Linked DNA regions of Mus musculus: all the other regions are linked to region 1. A link is a contact called in ENCODE Hi-C or POLR2A ChIA-PET data. All regions are on one chromosome and are shown on one strand. The core of a region is the stretch at or near the end of the contact, and the rest is flanking DNA. Distances in the headings are between cores, read along the strand shown. Region 1 holds the start of 1700030C12Rik (RIKEN cDNA 1700030C12 gene). Region 2 holds the start of Fam161a (family with sequence similarity 161, member A). Region 3 holds the start of Rel (reticuloendotheliosis oncogene).

Region 1 (4,893 bases), core at 1,567-4,066:
GAGAGAGCAAGTGAGGTGAATGCGGAGAGTGAATGAAGAGTGAGTGAAGAGAGAATGTGAGGTGTGTATGGAAAATGTGTGTGGGAGTGAAAGGAAAGTGTGTGTGCAATGCTTGTGGAGGGTGTGTGTGAGAGTAAAAGGGGAACACACAGAGGTGTGTGTGAGTGTGAGAGTTCAAGAAAAGAAAAGCACACAGAAGAAAAGCAGAATACACAATTGAATGCAGAGTGTGTGCCGCCTCAAGCTGCGAGCGAGTGGGAGAGAGAGAGAGAGCAGGGAATGAGAGAGAAGAAAACCTTTAAGCCTTGAAAAGTTGCCTGCCAGCTTGTACTCAGAGTGAATAGAGTAGTCTGTGTCTATTCACTATGAATCTTCCAGTAGAGAACTCCGATCCTGTGTTGAGGCTGGACCCTGACAAAGACTCAAGACCAATGAAGCACCCTGTCCATTGAGTCCTATACTCTCTCCAAACATCACGTGTCCCCTCAGGCGTCTTGCCTGAGTCTGCATCATATGACTGACTTCTTCACATATCAAACTTGCTTTTTCACTAGAATGTAGTGATTTTTCACACATGATAAAGATTATATACACGATGTACGTAGAAGCCGTCTTATTCCTGGGGTCCACATGATGGAAGCAGAGAACTGACTCTGGGACGCTGTCCTCTGTCCTCCACACCTCAACTGTGGACTGTGGATGAGTGTGAACAAACTCACAATAATAGACGAAACAAAGAATCTAAAAGCGCCTGGCGTGGTGGCGCACGCCTTTAATCCCAGCACTCAGGAGGCAGAGGCAGGCAGATTTCTGAGTTTGAGGCCGGCTTGGTCTACAGAGTGAGTTCCAGGTCAGCCAGGACTACACAGAGAAACCCTGTCTTGAAAAACCAAAAAAAAAAAAAAACTAAAAGCACAATTATCAAGCCCATGTTTTGGAGAAGGACACAAATTCAGTCTGTTTACACCAAACAATTACAGTTTAAGGGTACACCCCTCTGCCTCCCACCAGCACCCAGTGAGCCTCGTGTGACTCCACTTTTCATGTCCTGAAATCATGGCTTCCTTCCCACTGCAGCCCACTGTCCAGGTCATCTCTCTTCCATCTGTGGCTGGACTTCTTCCCCTTTGATCAGCTGTCTTCAGACTCACTGCCAGGCAAGGATTTTCTTTTTCCATTGTTTTATCATTTCTTGAAAATTAAAGAAAGCTTCAATTAACTTTGGACATCTGAAATTGCTTAAATGTCTCAATTATTGTTATGGTCTATAAATGCCCCCCCCAGGGGGTGTGGGAACACCATGGTTTTGTTCACTAGCTATTGACCCAGTACTTTTTCTAGGACAGTTTCTTTCGGGGCCACCTTCCCCACTCTTTTACTTTTTCCATTGTTTCTTTCCCATTTTTGCAATGTCTTATTGGAGGTCATTTTTAAATCGCAGATCTGAAGAGTGCTTCAGGGTCCATTGGTCTCCTAGACTCACAATCGAGTTACATTCCAGTAAATTTATTTCTACTGGGAGTAGTTCTTGTATATTTTGGTATTTATACATTTTAGTGATTGTAGCAGCTTCTACCCTCAGAAGTCTTATTTTCTGTCAGGTTCAAATGAACATATCTAAATCTTATCATGAAATGTTTTATCAGGAGCAAACAGAAGAACTGGATGAAAAGTAGGCACACAAAGTACACGCCAATCATCGCTAGAGTCTTGCCTTCTGTCAGCTGTGCCTTTGGTATGATCAGTTGAACTAACAATGCCGTTTGATTTGGGGGGGGGGGTCACAGCATTGCTTCAGCAGTTTGAATGATGTAACTTCTCGAAGAACACATCGAAATGCAATAGCTCCAATAAACACCATAGCCCTTTCAGCTTGTTTTGCTGATAAGCAGACCACTGAATGGCAAGTGCACAGAGCAGCCAGGTCCTTCCCCATCTCCCATTGAACTACCTATTTTATTTGTTAAAATAATCTCCTAAGAAACACTTTCCAGATGGTGGCTTCAGTTTTTGCTAGAAGGTGAAAAACGATGGAAAGAATTAATAAACCCTTATTGTAACTGTATCCACAATCCCAGGCACTTGCAAGCACGATCTTTTGTCTCTAGAGGATCACTGCATGGAAAAAAAAAAAGCATTCTTTCAGTAAACCCTCGCGGGCCTCTGCTTAGGGACCTGCGCAGCTCCCATCCCAAGGGCCTCAGAAAATGGACAACCCGCTCTGGTACGAGCCCTGGGCGGAGTCTCGGTCGTTCGTAGAAAGCCCTGGCCAGAAGCCTCGCTGGGCAGCAGGAGCCAGCGGCAAGAACAAGGCGAACCAGGGGTTACAAAGCGGAGGGCTAGGGCCAGGGCGGAGCCTTAGGACCGGGGGGCGGGGCGAAGTCGGGGAGGAGCCTAGCAGAAGACAGCGCCAGGAGGCATAGGGCGGGGTCTTAGGGCAGAGAGGCGGGGCGAAGTCGGGGGTGGGGTGGGGGAGAAGCCTGCAGAGGGCGGCGCCCAGAGGTGTGGCATATTGGGGGCGTAACCGGGCTTGGGGCAGAGTCGATGTGGGGTGGAGCTGGCTGCGGGGAGCGGACAGCGGGGGGCGGGGCAGGCTGTGGCCGGGGCGGCCCGGGGCGGGGACTTCTGGCACTTTCTGGGAGCTGCGGGCGATCGGCTCACAGACCTTCTGGCCGGAAACCCGCGCGCTCCCGCTACCAGGGCCGTCGTCGTCAGCGCCGCCATGGCCAAGTGGGGCCAGGGGGACCCGCGCTGGATCGTGGAGGAGCGGGAGGACGGGACCAACGTGAACAACTGGCACTGGTGCGGTGGGCCCCGGGCGCGAGCAGGCGGGCGGGCTCCTGGGAGGGCCGCGCGGCGCCGCAGCACGGCTGCCCGTGGCGGGAGACGGTTCCTAACTGCGCTGGTCCTACGGCTTCAGGCTCCTCCTGAAGTTGGGCGAGCTCCAGAAGGGACTTCTGTCTCACCCTACCGGACAGCTGTGCCTCGGTCGCCCCTCACCCAGCCATCCTCGGCCTTGAGATGCGTAGTGCGCGTGCGTGCGCCGACGGTGCTGTGTCCGTGTGCAGTAGGAAGGCAGGGACTTGGATCTCACTTTCTTTGCTTTGTCTCAGTTTGCACTAGTTATCTGCCCCCCTTTGTGTCTCAGGAATACCGGGAGATGTCTGCCTCTTTGGCGGGCATTGGGGAAAGCTGAGGGAAGCAGAGCCCAGACTGCACCATAAGATGACTTAGCTGTCCTGAAAGAATTATGTTCTAGGCTGGATTCTATGATTAGGACACTGACGTCTCAGGCTGCTCTTTGTCCCCTTAGATGAGAACATTAGAGAGAATGCATAAGATAAATATGGAAATGCCAGATAACTGATATTGTGGTTAAGGCTATTTAAATGACTACCACCGTTACAGGTGGCCGCAGCTTAGCCAATCCATTTCCTGGGGTGGAGATTGCTGGACCCTTTTCCCCGGGGCCATTGTTTTTAAGATTACCCATTATTATATGGTGAATAATAGTGTCTTAAGAAACTGAGCAACAGGCTTAGAAGATACCTAGTAGAAACCTCGTCAGAGAAGCACATTTGCGAGTTGGAGGCTGCTTGAATACCAGGACTCACCTGGTCTGGGTTTGGATGGCATCCTGGCTGCTCAGATGGAGACCAGCTGGGCCATTCACCTGTCTTTCTATTCTCTGGCAGGACAGAGCGGGATGCCACCATTTGGTCCAAGGGGAAGCTCCGAGAGCTCCTGGTTGGCATTGCTATGGAGAATGAGGCTGGCCGATGTGAGATCAGTGAGTTGAAACAGGTGGAAGGTGAGGCTTCATGTAACAGCCGCAAAGGGAAGCTTATTTTCTTCTATGAGTGGAACATCAAGCTGGCCTGGAAAGGTAATGGGGGTCCTGGCAAGAGGCAGGTTGGGGACACCCTGTGTACAGTCTTAACGTTTAGTAGCAGTAGCTGATGTTCGGATGTGCTTGGTGTTGCTATGTTCTGAAAGCTGCACTTCACTACTCTAGATGCCTGAGGGGCAGTTCTTTCTCAGTTAAGCCCTTTTACCAGCATCTGTGACTAGGGCCTTAATGCAGCTGCCACCTGCCACCCTTCCTCCACAGATGCCTGCTTCCCTTAAAAATGTTTAATTATTTCAAAACTTAAAAAATTATTTCTGTGTGTGTGCGCACATACTTGGGTGTCGTAGCACGTGTAGAAGGCAGAGTTGGTTGGTAGCAAGTGCTTTTGCCTCTTGCTAGCTTATCTTTGTTGTCTTAATTCTATTATGTGTGTGGGCATGTGTGCCATGGTGGGCATGTGAGGTGCAAGGACACAGGAATTTAATTCAAGTCACTAGGCCCCAGCAGTAAGTTCCTTATCCATTGAGCCATCTTGTCAGCCCTCCCTTGGGGACTTTATCCTAAGATTGGGTTCTTTGGACAATCCATATAGATAGAATCCTGTCATACATAAAACTCTCTGCTTTCATTCCACCTTGTACCATGTTTTAGTACTTTATGCTGTTTTTATGTGCATTGTGTGGACAGAGCACATTTTATCTCTTTACCTGTTGATGGACCTTTTTGTTCATAGTTGTCTTGACTTTACCAAGACACGTGGTACTTAGCTTATGGTTCAATACTTGTTGACATGACCAAAGGTCAATCATAGGGAAAGGGAGAGAACAAGGAGAGATGTGGGTATGGAAGACCGACCGTATTGTGTTAAGAACTCGGGTGTCTGCCTAGAGTTGGCTACTTTCTGTGTAGTTTGTTAAGATGAAGCTCACTGAGCCTTCCTTGGCCTCTGAGTCAGGGAGGTGTCAAACATCAAAGCAGTCCTACTAAGTTCCCTGCAAGTTAAGACTAGCTTGGGCCACAATAAAAAGATCCCATTTCACAAG
Region 2 (4,893 bases), core at 1,618-4,117, 490 kb after region 1:
GTGTGTGTGTGAGAGAGAATGTGTGTGTGTGTGAGAATGTGTGTGTGTGAGAGAGAGAATGTGTGTGTGTGTGAGAGAGAGAATGTGTGTGTGTGTGAGAGAGAGAGAATGTGTGTGTGAGAGAGAGAATGTGTATGTGTGTGTGTGTGTGTGTGCGAGAGAGAGAGAGAGAGAGAGAGAGAGAGAGAATGTGTGTGTGTGTGTGTACACCAGAGGTCAGTGACAGGCTTTTTGTCCCCTCAGTGACACAGATACAGACCAGATTAGACCAGATTAGAAGTAGATAAAGGCAGGTTTATTAGGAGGCTGCTCTCAGGTGGGCTCACTGATCTCACAGGTGTGAGAGATCCAGGCCAAAGCAAGGGGATCTTGTAGAGTTTAGGTTGGGAGTGCTGCCATGCTAGCTAGGAGCTGGGATTGTGTCCATGCATGGTCAAAAACTGAGCCCCCAAATGGGCACTCTTGGGCAGGCTGTCTGAAACTCAGAGACAAGGAGCGCTGACATGTTAGCTTGAGTATTCTCCAAGCAGACAGTGGAGATTTCTTTAGGTGGGTGGGGTTGGCAGGAGGGCAGATGTAGTTCCCCAGCTTGTGCAGGGGATAAGCAGGGGTTCCAGGCTAACATCCAATCTTAGCTGAATTCCCTAGCCACTGTCCACTTTATTTTTTGAGGTAGGGCTTTCAGCAAATTCCAGGAATCTGCCTGTTTCTTCTCTCTCCAGCACTGGGATTATAGACAAAAGCCAACACACTGGGTTTGTATTTGGGTGTTGGAAACCCAAACTCAGTTTATAACAAAAATCTTCAGTTAGCAGGGCACTCTGGAACATAAGTACAACTATACAAAGGACAGACCTTTCTGCCGTAGTAAGCCAAAGTATAAATCAATTTCCAAGTGAATTGTTCAAGCTGGCAGTTGTTACAATTACTACTAATTTATGTAAATTACTCTAGAAATGACACCCATTCTCTCCTTTGGTTCTTAATAACAACTGAATAAGGTGGAAAACGGAGACAATTATAGTCCTTTTATAGACAAAGAAACAGAAATCACGGCCTAAGATCACCCAGCACATAGAAGAAAACGGCTTCTGACCCGGGTCCAAGCTCTTGCCTTCCCTGGCATTTCACCTTCTGTAACCTATGACAGGCTGTGTTGAATGATTATCAGGTATAAACCAGTCCTAGGGTTCTGAACCTCATAGCTGGTTAGGCTCTGCTTCACTCTACATAACCTTGAAACATTTGCTACAGGCCAGGCCTGGGGCCCCATACGCTTAATCCCATTACTTGGAAGGTGGAGGCAGGAGGATCAGGAGTTTAAGGTCATCCTTAGCCACAAATAGCAAATTTGAGGCAATCCTGGACCAAAGGAGTCACTGTCTAAAATAAAACAAAAAAGCCGAGGATGTAGCTGTTGGTACACCACTTGCCTAGCAAGCACAAACCCTTCGGCCCACCCCAGCACTGCTAAGGAACAGGGTGTCGAGGGAGCGAGTGCCCGTCCTGGTGCTTTATCCCAGCAGAGTGCTGGTTTAAGTCCAAGGTTCCCGGCTTTTAAAGTGAATAAAAGCTGGGCGTTTTTATTACACACCTTTAAACTCAGGAAGCAGAGGTAGGCAGAGCTCTGTGTGTTTGAGGCCAGCCTGGACTACACAGAGTGAGTTCCAGAACAGCCAGGCTATGTCTCAGAAAACAAACAAAAATTTAAAAGGATGCTAAGATGTTTTAACTGTTAAGAGCACTTGCTGCTCTTGCAGGGGACCTGGGCTTGATTCCCAGCATCCATATGGTAGCTCACAACTCTCAGTAACTCCCAAGGCACACATTCATACACATAAATCTAAAAACAAACACACAAAATGAATAGAACAGATGAAGGAGAGGGGGTGGTTACATTCAAAATATACTGTATGAAATTTTTAAAGAATAAAAGCATTGCTGGAGAGATGGCTTAGTGGTTATAAGTACTGGTTGCTTTTCCAGAGGTAGAGATTATGTGTGTGTGTGTATAATCTCCTCCTCCATATATATCCTTCTGCTAGAAACATATAACACATCCAGGACATAATACTGAAAATGTTTTGTGAAAAGATCTCACTGCACCCATATCATCCCTTTAGGGAACTGGGATTTCGGCGGTTTGTTTATCTGGATGCTTCTCTACATCTGGAGCATCTGTCCACTGAACTTCAAACACGGTTTGCTAATGGACTGCTAAAATCCACTCCTAACAAAAACTGATAAAACACACTTGTCAGTACAACTTATCATCTGAAAGTTGATCTTTTATGAAAACTATGGGCACATCAGTTGTCTTCGGGGGGGGGGGGGGCAAAAATAAATGTAAAAATCAGAACTAAAAAATTATTTATTCCCAAGATATACTGGAGAATAAATAGGAAGTAGAGTTCTGTTCTTTGCATACTCTAGAAATAGCTATAAAAAAACCACTCTCCAATAAAGTTTTGCAGCAACCTTTAGTTGGGGCAGAGAGCAGGGAGGGTCTACAGAGGACACCGCATTTCCACCCGTCCTGCCCGAGACGATCGGACAGCCCTCAGACCCCTCCGGGCTCTCACATTACCGACGCCCGCATCTGCCACACTTTCTTCTGTTCCTCCTCCTCCATGGCCGCCGCCAACCCCGCTGCTACCAAGGACTCTAAGGAGTCTTCGCTTTCGTACTGGGCGACCCTTGCTCCGGTGATGGGATTTGCAGACAGGAGAAGGCTGGCTGCCGCCAGTCTGGCCTCCTGGTGCGGCGAAGCCATCGCCCCGCCTCCAAGCCCAAGCGCCCGCGCCCGCCCAGGGCGGCGTGCAGGCGCTGCCACCTAGCTCACAGATCCTGGCTTGGGGCGAGCGGTTACTAGGGGCTCGGTTACTAGGGACGCTACAGGAGGTGGCGACGGACCATAACGCACGCAACGTCCTTTTTCACTGTCACAAATGCGAACCCCGAGTCCAGCTAGTGTCTAATGATGGTTTCTGATACAAGCCTGCGGTTTCTAGAAGCATAACTGTCTGAAGCTACACAAACGACTACCACAGCAAGCTAAAGTAAAACGCAATCTTCAAGCTAATTGCTCAATGGGAGTCTCACCAGCGCCGGAACAATTACTGATTCACTTGAATGACACCCAGGTCTCCGGCAAGGGACTGAGCTTTTCTCTGGTTTCTAGCTTTATTTCTGTCTAACTACCTAAACGAGAACTTCTCGCGGTATACGGACTTAAAGCAGAAAGCGCGTTTTAACTAGCTGGATCAACATATTAGGGCACAGAGGGACAGGAAGGACCGGGTGTTGGGTGACCATCCCAAGAAAAGAACAGGCTTTGCAGCGCGCTATTCAACATGGCGGAGAACCCAGTTCATCTCTAATTGACAAGAACCAGCGGGTTGACCAATCAGAAGGAGAATACTTATTTGTCCCACCCTCTTTTTTCTCGACTGACCAGTAAGACACTAGACATAGGAAGTGTCTGTCACTCAGACCAGTGAGTGAGATGTGGTAGCTTGTCTAGCGGTTCTGCAGCTAGCTTAGCGGCAGATTAGAGGGGGCGAGAGCCTACAAGGACCACACCCTCCCAGCTCAGCCCTGCCAACCTCCTGATCGGCCTCAGGTTTTTGGCCACTTTGGATGCTTTTTCAGTGAACTCTCAGCCACCTGCAGCATAACACTTTACTTAGAACCCCAGCTAGCGCCCCTGTCCCCACCCTAAGGTTCCAGTACTTTCCACGTTATGCGGCACACCTTCCACAGAACCTGTTTCTGACGCAGTTGTTACCACCCCTTCCTTGTTCCCCTCTGCGAAGCACCTATCACCTTACCTTCCCTGCCTCCTGTTTCAAAACGGTTGAGCTTGCCTTTTCCAACGGAACTGATGATGGATACTGGTTGGTTCTGAAAAGCTAGATGTGGGGAGGGATCCATAGCCATCTGAATGAGAGAATAGTGACTTTCTGCCAGCCACATGCAACTAGTTCTGTGATGGGACTTGGTGTAAACAAGACCTATTGACAGACTGAAGCCCTGTAAGTGGGATGGTTTTAGGAACATGAAATAGTAAATAATGGATATGAAGGACATCAGTGTGTACATAGAATAGGAAAGTTTCGGCTGACAGTATTCTAAATTTGCAGATATCTATTAACACAGCTTTTAAAAAAAAGGTAGATCTGAAAGAAAATGGCACCATTAAAGTGCTTTTGCAGGCCAGCCAGTGGTGGCGTATGCCTTTAATCTTAGCACTTGGGAGGCAGAGGCCGAGGCCAGCGGATTTCTGACTTGGAGGTCTACAGAGTGAGTTCCAAGACAGCCAGGGCTGTCTTGAAAAACAACAAAAAAATTGTAATATACAAGATAGTGAAATGAATAATTATGAATTCTGACAAAAATGAATGCCCATGGAATCACAGGACAGATACACAGAGAAAACGAACAAACGTATATACCAGTTGATACTTGAGTATATACTTGAGTGTGATGAGAAGCAAGCACCAAAGATGTTAGAATTGCTTGTTAGTAGTACTGGGAGAGGTTCTTGCAAACACGGATACTATTCTACTGAAAGCTTTAGCTTCTTGTTAGCCTGTAAAGAACACAGAGGATACATACTCTCAAGCTCTTTCTCCATCAGTTTCTTAACTATCAAGTTTTTAGCATTTGCATTGGCTGATTTCAAGGTTTGATCCCTAGTTACTGAAAAAATAATAATCTGAACAAGAAAATTGGCATTTGTGAAAAAGGAAAATGAAGGCAAGTTCTGCCATCCAAGAACTTGGAATCTCTTTAGGTAATCTGAATGCTGATGCCTCAATTAAATCCAAAATAAAATCCCTGTGATGGTGCTAGGAGGCAGGGCCTTCAGGAAGTTAACTAAGGGGCTCCACC
Region 3 (4,893 bases), core at 1,678-4,177, 270 kb before region 1:
TTCCCTGTCAGCTTTCTGACTTGTGGTTGTTGTCTCAAGATGTAAGCTCCCAGCTAGTGCTCCAGTGCTCTGGCTTTCATGCTCCCCACCAAGATGGCCATGAACTAACCCTCTGAAACCATGAGCCCTCAAATTAAATGCGTTCTTTTACAAATTGCCTTGGTCATTCCTTTGTTTTATGACTGTAATAGAAAAGTTACTGAGGTCACTAGGCATAGCCTAAAAGGTGATATTCCACATCATAGACCTGGTCAGAGCAGTCCCAGCCCATTCTCTCAGCATTAGTATGCAGTATGCAAGGTGCCTGGATCACCCCTGAAAGGGAGCCAGAGGTTGTTACTGATAGCCCGCGCACACTATAAGTCCACACCCTGCATCAGCTAATACTCCATTTCTGTTTTCTTTGACACTCTTCTAAAAGTTTATACCTACCACATCCATCATTCTCTCCTCAACCTGCTTCAATTTGGCTTTTATAATGATCCTTTTAAAGGCACACTTCTCAAGTCACAAATGTCCTCCATTCTTTATCTATTTCATAGACAGGGTCTCCCAAAATAGCCTAGGCTATTCTTGAACTTCAGAATGTCTGGCATGAGCCTGCCTAGTCCTGGGATTACTGGAAAGAGCTATGCCACCCAATTTAATGACCTCCATTTTGCCATACTCATTTAGAGTTCATTCAGAAAAGAATCCTCAACTGTTTCACTTCTAGCAGCTGGCCCTGCCATCAAACATGCCTGTCACCATGTCTTCTGTACAAACACTTGTCTAAATCACCTTTCTAAAATTTCCATCATGGCAACAGTGCCCCACCCTCACCCCTAGGTAGCATATACTAACAGTGTACCATACCAGCCAGGGTAAGTCTTCAAATGTACTGCATCAACTGCATGACTAAAGTTTCCAGTAGCAACCACTGACTCAGCTCAAACATGGCCTCTACAGAATGTCCTTCTAGAGAGCCCAGTTGGTTTCTACTACCCCCACTACCTTATTTTCTTTATAGAAATGCAGTGACATCAAGACTTATGCATGCTTGTGTTTTGAGACAGACTCCCTCATAGCTCAGGCTGGCTTTATAAACTCATTATATAGTGGAGGATGACCTAGAACCCCTGCTGGTCCTACCTCCACCTCCCAAATGCTGGGATTACAGACATGCCACCCAGTACTAAAATTACCACGTGTTAGTCTCTGTAAACCCCAATGACAAGCAGCCTTATCAGGTGTACAGTGACACCTTCCCCTAGCACAAGGTCTAAAAATATCCATGAGAATTTCAACCTCCTATTTACTTTTTCTTTGAATAAAGACAGTAAGTAGAAACTATGTCATTCAGATATGGTTGAGTTAAAAGCTGAAGTATGCCTGCATTCATGTGTGTGTGTGTATTGGTGTGTTCAGTGTTTTGTGGCTCATCCTATCTTCAAAGTTATGATTCTGTGGTCTTGACCTCTGGAGCGCTGAACATAGTTCACCCTGCTAATTGTTTTATTTTATTTTATATCTTTGTGACTTGTTTATGATTGTGTTTAACTAAAAACACAACTGCTATTTATACTCTTTGAGAAGACAATTTGGAACTAGCAGATTTTAATTATTTCCTTCACTTTGGGGGAGTTGTATAACAGGATGAATTTTTTATGACAGGATAGTATATATTTTAATTATCCAACCCCCCCCCCCCCACACACACACACACACTTTGGCGTTCTTTGAAGCGCATGTAGAGGTAAGAGGACAACTTTTGGAAGTTGATTCTGTCCTTCCATGGATCAAACTCAATTTGTCAGGCTTGGTAGCAAGCGCAATTATTCTCTAAGCTATCTTGTTGGCCATGCAAGATGATATTCTCTATTTCCCCTCCATTACTTGTTTTAGTCAGTAAATGACTGGAGAACGTAAGAGGTGGAGCCAGATAACCCTGAGTTATTTCTGTTGTTGAGACAGTCCACCTACCTCAGCCTCCCGCGTGCTGGGAGTGCAGTGCGCTAAACGGGGCTGGATAATCTTAAGCTTAAATCGTGCAATTCCTTTCTAGAACTCTAAAGTATGGACAAGCTACTCAGCTTCTCCAAACCCCAATCAACCCTAATACTCGTGTATACAATGACATGCTAATACATCATAGACTAAGAGAACAGGTGCGTATTAGCAACTGAAGGCAAACAAGATTCCGCCTGACCTGTCAAAGCACCAAAGTTCGGTCCAGGCCTCAGGCCGTGGGTATCTCGGCCAATCTCTGGACGTCGTGTACATTTATACAGAATGGGGTTAGCGGCCTCGCAGTGCAGCTGAAAAACTTTGGTAGGTAAAAGACGTAATGTAGATATAGAGGGAAAATAAGGCTGCGGGGGTCCCCGTATGCAAATCTGCGCCTTACTGCCGAACGCGGGCGCTGGCGCTTCCGCACTTCCCCTCCAGAGCACCCGGACAACTCTCTGGCGCGGGGGCGGAGATTTGCATGTGCGAAATCGGGAAGAGGGGGAACCACCGGTCGAAAACCCCGGGCGGGCCTCGGGCGGCCAAGGAGCGCGCCCGGTGCACCGCCCGGCCCGCCTCCGGCCGCTCGGCCAGCATGACGTCACGAACACGCCCCTCGGCTTTAAGCGGCGCTCTCAAGGACTCTGGAGGAGGGGGATTTCTCAGGGACCGACGGCTTCTCACGCGCGGAGTCGTCGCTGCGCGCCCTCACGGAGCTCCCGGCGCGAGCGTGCAGGCTGTGGTGGCTCTGGAGGAAGTAAGCGCACTGGCCCGCGCGGGGTCGCGCGCCCGCCGCGAGGCTCCGCCCCCCGCCCCGGGTAGGCGGTGGCGCGAGTGACGTAAGCAGCGGGAAATCCCCCCCCCTCCCCCCACGTTCCGCCGGGCGGTCCGCCCCGCCCCCTGCCCCTGCCGCGGCATCCTGGCAAGGCGACGCCAGGACACTAGTGACCGGAGCGCGAAGATTCGGGGGTGGGAAGGTGTGAGCCGCAAACCCAGAGGAGCCGGGAAAGAAGAGGAGGCCCGGGGGTGGTCCGAGGACAGGCGTCCCGGCTGCGGAGGCTGCTCAGCCTCCTCACTGGTTGGCTGACTGACGGGCTAGCTGGCTGACTGCCTGCCTGACCGACTGCCTGGCTGACTGACTCACTGACTGACTGACTGGCTGCCTTGCAGCCTCGGGCCGGACGCTGGAAGCTGCAGCGAGCGGCGCGCGGAGCCGAGCCATGGCCTCGAGTGAGTACCGGGGCGAGCACTCGCGGGTCACGGGGAGGAGCTGTCGGGGGCTCCGTTTGGGGTTAGGACGGTCTGCCTTTCAAGTCTTCTCATCTGGCAAATTGTCAGCCGTTTGAAAAGTTGCCCGCTCCGGGGTTTGCGTGTGAAATCAAAGCGGCGCACTGTAATCTGATCTTCTCCTAATAGCCAGAACCTTCGAAATTCCCAACGGTGTGCTTTTAGGATCACAGGGGGTAATCTCAGTAAAGGAGAGCAGAGAAGCCTCGCGTTTAAAGACTCAGTGGTATGGAGACCCAGTTTTACATTTTTGAACAAAAAAGAGGAACCTCCGGACCTCAGACGAGCTTTCTTTTTTTAAGTCCAATCGTGCTAGCGGCTGACACTGGTACAGAATGTGGCGTGGCTGTGAAAGTCCTCAGTGGCGTTTTAATTCGTTCCAAGCGAAAACACTACCCCCGCCCCCACGAGCTAAAGATGTTGCTTGTCTAATTTACCGTGTAGAGACCTCGATCCCTTCAACCCCCAACCCCAAACCTGCACGCGCGTTTTGTTAGCAGCAAGAGGACGAGATTTGATTATACTTTAAAGTAACTGGTAGGGTTGAAAATGTCATCGTTTAATGTCAGTGTTTTATCTGCCACTAGTAAGTTTTGGATCATCTGCTTTGAGGGGGACATTTATAAGAAACAGTTTACAGGACAGGGGAGTTTAGTATGACAGTCGTACTATATGTAAAGCAAGCACTTGAAGCAGCTGAGATGGTGGTGGGAGCTAAAAATGACACCTTCTGTCTGTAGCAGGACGCTGACCCTTATCTTCCCAGTGACCCTCAGTAGAAGGCAGCCGACGTCTGGCAGAGAAGAGGAAGTAGAAAGCTTAGTGAACTCTTTAAGAGTTGAGCAGAACAATATCATAACTCCTGCTGTAAAGGAAACTGGGGTGTTTCACATGACACTTGATTTCAGTTTGTCTGTGGTTTTCATGAGAAAACAAGTGTAGTTTAAAATATTTCAACTTTCTCTTTACCCATTTAAATGAAGCCAGGCTTTCAGATGCTCTAGTAAATTTGTAAATTTAACTCATGTTCTGATTAGAAGCACAAAAAGGCTTTAAGTATTTAATTCATTGGTAATCAGAAAGAGATTTTTGTATGACATTTGTAAAGAGTGGCAAGCTTTGTTAAAACAGTTCTGTCCTTGTCTACCTAATAGAATCTTATTATATAGTGTATGAATGCAATACTTGAATTTTTTTCAACAGAAAAGTCATTTATTAAAGAACTGTAAGACAGATATGATTTTAAAATGTAATACAATTGCAATTTGCCTAAGGACATATATTTTGTGCTGTTATAGAAATGATTCCAAAAGTTAAAGTGGGGAACTTTTTAAAAGAAATGGCAAGTTTTAAGGATTTAGAAGTTGGGTTGGGCTTGCCCAGCTTCTGTGAAGCCCTGGGTTCAGTTCTCAGTACTGTCAGAGAAAAAAAAAAAATCCCAACAAACATAGAAAACAAATCTGCAAGTTGTAGTATCATTATCTTCTTGCTTTTTGATCTTTTATCAAGGGTTGCACTAAATGAGACTACTTAAAATACACCATGTCATTTAAATTGTAATTCTGCTATTTGAAGTTTCTAGGCAAAAATATAGTTTAAAGGAGTCTGGGTACCTTATAT

Evidence for each region. Hi-C counts contacts between places; a loop is a spot of excess contacts on that map. ChIA-PET counts read pairs that join two places held with the same protein, here RNA polymerase II (POLR2A).
Region 2: a map of T-helper 2 cell shows a loop between it and region 1 (4-fold over the local background). The contact joins the promoter of Fam161a here to the promoter of 1700030C12Rik in region 1. A Hi-C loop is called at or near these places in 7 of 37 maps with a recorded cell type or tissue (T-helper 2 cell, heart, left cerebral cortex and 3 more). POLR2A ChIA-PET finds 5 or more read pairs at or near these places in 3 of 5 experiments (Patski and embryonic stem cell).
Region 3: a loop to region 1 is called in a map of heart, with 3 times the contacts of the local background. The contact joins the promoter of Rel here to the promoter of 1700030C12Rik in region 1. A Hi-C loop is called at or near these places in 1 of 37 maps with a recorded cell type or tissue (heart). POLR2A ChIA-PET finds 5 or more read pairs at or near these places in 2 of 5 experiments (Patski and embryonic stem cell).

What each region holds. Positions count from the first base shown.
Region 1 is chr11:23,495,684-23,500,576 of GRCm38, reverse strand. It overlaps 1700030C12Rik (RIKEN cDNA 1700030C12 gene), which reads right to left and starts at 2,816. Exons shown (of 3, transcript NR_166706.1): 1 at 2,666-2,816; 2 at 1,992-2,115; 3 at 914-1,191. It overlaps Ahsa2 (AHA1, activator of heat shock protein ATPase 2), which reads left to right and starts at 2,538. Exons shown (of 9, transcript NM_172391.4): 1 at 2,538-2,802; 2 at 3,696-3,886. The coding sequence starts at 2,723.
Region 2 is chr11:23,006,321-23,011,213 of GRCm38, reverse strand. It overlaps Fam161a (family with sequence similarity 161, member A), which reads right to left and starts at 2,867. Exons shown (of 5, transcript NM_001363283.1): 1 at 2,588-2,867.
Region 3 is chr11:23,769,003-23,773,895 of GRCm38, reverse strand. It overlaps Rel (reticuloendotheliosis oncogene), which reads left to right and starts at 2,927. Exons shown (of 10, transcript NM_009044.3): 1 at 2,927-3,216. The coding sequence starts at 3,207.